Linked DNA regions of Homo sapiens: region 2 is linked to region 1. Evidence: chromatin loops called from intact Hi-C (ENCODE). Cell type or tissue: heart left ventricle. All regions are shown on one strand.

Region 1 (2,500 bases):
CTTCTGTTCAGCTGCTTGTAGGACATGTCCTCATGGGACTCATGTATCTGTGATCAAGCAATGGTAGTCCTCAGGAAGAAAGGCTATTTGATGAGCTCTCAGTGTGGGAGAGATGAATGAGAAAGTGAGGGAGGATGGGCCACACACCTGGTCCACTAGAAAAAGAGTTCAGGTGCCTTCCTGTCCCAATCCACCCCTCTCTCTGATGAAACAATGGAGGAGAGTGAGAACCTTTGTTTCTCCTCTCCGCGAGCTTGGATCCCTTCTTCTGCTTCTTCTCCTTCCACCTCTTAGTTTCTCGGATCCTCCCATCTCTCATCATTTGTGGCTGATTTCAAAGTGTAGCTAAGTAACAACCTGGAGAGTGGGGGAAAGCTTTTATTTCCAACATTTATCAAGGTTGTTGACCTACACAGGATAGCACAGAATCCCAGTGTCCTGTCCCTTCCAGCTTTTCTCCCAATGCCACCACCCCACTACTTCTTCCCGTTGCCAGACCCCATTCCCATCCTTCCCTCTTTCCTCTTTTCTCTTTCTATGTTCATCTCTGTTTACCCTTCTTAATTTTATTTTCTTTCCAACTCACAATTCTTAGTTTTGTATTGCATTTCTGTGTTTCTAGAAAATTCCCCAGCTGGCCCTGTCTGCCTCTCCTGAATAAGTCCCCTTCCCCCACATCTCTCTTTGGCTTCCAGTCCACTTTCCTGGGTGGTGCAAGGTACTTCCCAACTGCAGAGGAACACTTAACTCTGCTCAAAAGGCTTTGTTCCAGATCCTTCTGAGTACCGCAGCACCTTACTCTGAAATGTGGGTACGTTAGAAAGAATGCTCCACCACCCAGGAAGTGAGCTTATACCTGAAAGACCTGGCAGTATTTGGAGGAAATTGGGATTTAATTAGCATTTCCTTTTATGCCACTGTCAATATGCTTCTGTTACGTTTATGGGGTTGTGTGGGTATCCTCTGGTGGCTAATTACGTGAAATTTCTCTTCTTTGTTATACTTTAATAAACATGCACAATATATAAAGTTGAAACTGGTTCTTTTACCAAAAGTGAGATTCTTAATTTGAATAGGGACTTATTTTTCTTCTCTTTAAGGAGAGGTAGTTTTACGTGTTTATGTTCTACTGCTGGGTGGGTGATATTTGTAAATTTTTTTTTTCTCTTGTAGGAGATAATGAGTAATCAAAACCAGCAACATGTTCTCTTTTTGTTCAGGTGCAGAAAGATTGTGATGGAAAGAAAGCCAAATGGGGACTTAAATTTAGATCGTTCCTGTTGTGCCTGGTTTTCCAATCTCGAGCTAAGTGTGTTTAATTATTCCAAGAGCAGTGTTTCGTAGGTGTGTGTGAAGGTCAGGAACAACTCCACTCCTTGCCATGTGGGAAGTGTTGGCCTCTTTTCCTGTGGTGTGTGGGACCTGTGCGTGTTCCCAGATGTCCTCCAAATCCAGCAGCCACCAACAGACTGCTTGTGAGCACCAGTGCAGAAAGAACTCAAGGGAGCCCCGGGGGGCCCTCATCCCACAGAGAAGAGAGTCCTGAGCTGAATGGAAATGACGCAGTGAGCACCCAAACAACTCCTGGGTTCGAGGCTGTGATGACAGCATCCATTGTTCAGACGAAGAAGTTGAGGCTGGGTACAGTAAAAAGTCTGGGCAGGTGTGGTTGCCAGGGGTTGGGGGAAGGAGGAGTGGGGAGTTAATGTTTAATGGATGTGGAGTTTCAGTTTGGGGAGACAAAAACTTCTGGAGATGGCTGATGGTGATGGCAAATGTACTAAATGCCACTGAACTGTACACTGAAAATGGTGAGGTGCTATGTCTATGTTATCATAACGAAAACAAGGTTTTATAACTACTAGTCTTTAATTTTAAAATGCAAAGATTCAGATGAACGGATAAAACAATGTGGTGTATCCATACAATGGTCCATTATTCAGTCTTAAAAAGGAAGGAAATTATGATGCATGCTCCAACATGGATGAACCTTGAGGACATGATGCTAAGTGACATAAATTAGTCACAAAAGGACAAATATTGTATGATTCCAATTATGTGAGTAGTCCACTTATATGAGTATGCATAGTTATATGAGTAGTCAAATTGACTTTGAGTAGTCACTTATATAAGTAGTCAAATTCATAAAAACAGAAAGTAGAATGGTAGTTGCCATTGGCTGGGGGAAAGAGGGAATGGGCAGTTATTGTTTAATGGGTACAGAGTTTCAGTTTGGGAAGATGAAAAGTTCTGGAGATGGATGGTAGTGATGGTTTCACAACAAAGTGAATGTACTCAATGCTACTGAACTGTACACCTAAAAACATGGTTGAGATGGCAAATTTGCTGTTATGTATATTTTACCACAGTAGAAAAAAAAGTCTTGGCAGGCTGCAAGGTGCCAACAAAACTTATCTACTACTGTCCCACTCCAGTGCTCTTTCCATGAGTGTTAACTACCTCCCTGGGAACACTGTGTACACAGAATTAGAAAAGATTT
Region 2 (2,500 bases), 65 kb after region 1:
GATGTTCTCAGGACTAGAGGAAATGTATGTAAAGATCTTGACACAGAGCTAAATCAATGTCACCATAAGTTTCTGTTTTCAGTGGAAGATAAATGGACTGGCCTGGCTTACAGCATATCTCCAATCTCTGCCTTTCTTCCATCACATGGCTGTCTGCTCACTGTGTGCCCGTGTCTTCACATGACATTCTGTCTGCAGGTGTCTGTCTGTGTCTCTTGTCTTCTTATAAAGATACCAGTCATATTGGATTAAGGGCCTACACAACTCTAGTATGACCTCGTCTTACCTGACATCCTAATTACCTCTACAAAAATTACCTGACATCCTAATTACCTCTTTCCAAATAAGGTCACCGTCACAGGTTCTAGGAATTAGGACTTCAGTGTATCTTTTTTGGGGATACAATTCACCCTGCAACAGTGATCTCAGGCAAGTCGTTTAACCCTCAGAATGTCACTTCCATCTTTTGTCTGCCTCTCCCATCTCTTGGAGCAGATCAAATGCAATAATGTTGGGAGAAACGTTTCTATAAAGCATAGAGCGCCTTTATGGCTGTATTAGTGCTTGTTCTCACCCTGGAAGGGATGTGGTAAGGTCAGAGATGATGACTGCTGAGCATGTGCGTTCCTTTGGAGCTATCATAAAAATAAAAGCTTGTAGCATTTATTATTAATAACCTGTTTACTGGATCCCTGGAGACCAAAGAGCCTGCTGATGGGATCCTTTGACACACTTCTCATTTTTCCTCTCCTGACCACTCCCTCTCCTGAAAGCATGTCTGTGACTTCTGGCTCGAAAGGGAAATGAATGTTTTGTTTTCCCTCCCAAAGAAAATAAACGCTATGCAAGGGTCACGACAAATTTGTTTCAAGGAATTTTGCTTTTCAAATCCATGCTGACTCCCTGACTTGGTTGCCTGTTAGACCAAAGGATACATTTCCTTGTGTTTAAGGCCTCTTTGTTTCTGAAGGTTTAAAAACGTGCATGTCTGGTCTGTATGTGCTCAGGGATCATTTGCTTTGGGGAGGGGCTTCTTTGCATTCTTGGCATTTCGACCTCTTTGTCTTCCCAGCTGCCCTTTCTTGTCTGTCTTTGGATTTCTTCTTATCCTCTTTATGGGGCCATTTTGTTTAGTTTTCTATAACTTTTCTTTAACGGCCATTTCCCTCTCTACTTTTCTGCCCCATTTTCCTTCTGCTTTTCTTCTTCACTTCTGCTTCCTTTCCAGAATGTAGATGTCCCTCCCCTCTCCCACTCACGTCCTTTCCTTCATCCGATTTGGATGGGCTCCTTGGCTAACCTCTGGTTAATTTCATTCTAGGGGCTGCTCAGGCTCTCCGGCCCACAGTATACCCTGCAACTCTTCTGTGACAGTTTATAATCTGTTTTATGGACCTGAAAACTATTCAATCTCCTGGCTCCCTAAAGGAGACTGCTGATGCTAAATTGAATGTGGAGGGTCTGGGTGGTGGAGCTGCTCCTTGATGGACAGCTGCTTATTTATGTCCCTCCGTTGTTTGTTGAGGGATTGTGCTGCTGCCATTCAGGGGGAGCCACATGACAGCAGGGGGGAGGGGTGGGGGGGGCAGGGGTGGGTGGCCAGGGCCTGTGAAGACAGCACCAGCCCAGTGGACCAGCAGAGGGAGGAAGGGACTCTTTCTGTCCTTCTCGAAAGGTAGGAATTTCTTTTACAAACCAATTATTTGATAACAGGGTGGGAAGGTACTCCATTCACTGGTTCAGCAATTACCTTTTTTTTTTTTCTTTTGAGACTAAATCTCATTCTGTTACCCAGGCTTGAGTGCAGTGACATGATCTCGATTCACTGTAACCTCTGCCTCCTGGGTTCAAGCTCAAGCGATTCTTGTGCCTCAGCCTCTTGAGTACCTGGGATTACAGGCATGTGCCACTACACCTGGCTAATTTTTGTATTTTTAGTAGAGATGGGGTTTCGCCCTGTTAGCCAGGCTGGTCTGGAACTCCAGACCTCATGTGATCTGCCTGCCTTGGCCTCCCAAAGTGCTGGCATAAGCCACTGCGCCCAGCTGACAATTACCCTTTGAGCTCCTGTTAGGACCCAGGCATGATGCTGGGTCCTGGGAGTATAATGTGAGATAAAACATTTTCTTAAAACTGCAAGATCTTATTGGTCAATACACAAATAATTATAGAAACAAGGTATAATTTCAGGCTATGCTGAACACTGTGGAGTATAACCCGACCTCCTCTCTTGGGAAGCAGAGGGAGGAGACTGAGGGGTTTCCTATGGGACAGGGACCTTGAGCTGAGAGCTGAGAGGTGGTTAACCAAGGGAAGGTGGAGAGGATGGGGTTCCAAGCAGAGGAAAGCACGAATGCAAAGACCTTTAGAGCAGGTCGACCTTGGAGCGTCTGAAGCTCTGAAGACAGGACTTGGGAGCTGGAGAGCATAAAGGCTGAAAGGCCCAAGACCCAAGAGAAGGAGGCAGAGGCCATGCTTATTCTGGAAGAGCAGGCACATG

The links. Peaks named below come from ENCODE experiments on the same cell type or tissue, not always from the same donor. Only the 100,000 strongest peaks of a DNase experiment are listed, where the experiment ranks them.
Region 2: it touches region 1 in a loop (9-fold over the local background); 12 of 110 quality-filtered maps call a loop at or near these places.

Annotation. Positions count from the first base shown.
Region 1 is chr7:141,300,309-141,302,808 of GRCh38, forward strand. All of the region lies in intron 2 of TMEM178B (transmembrane protein 178B), which reads left to right. Among named protein-coding and RNA genes, the nearest start is that of TMEM178B, 230 kb to the left of the region's middle. In heart left ventricle, no CTCF peak of the experiment used is centred here; no DNase peak of the experiment used is centred here; H3K27ac peaks cover 1,987 bases.
Region 2 is chr7:141,365,519-141,368,018 of GRCh38, forward strand. The region is part of intron 2 of TMEM178B (transmembrane protein 178B); the gene reads left to right. LOC124901760 (a long non-coding RNA gene) reads left to right here and starts at 1,617. Exons shown (of 2, transcript XR_007060563.1): 1 at 1,617-1,675. In heart left ventricle, no CTCF peak of the experiment used is centred here; no DNase peak of the experiment used is centred here; H3K27ac peaks cover 1,908 bases.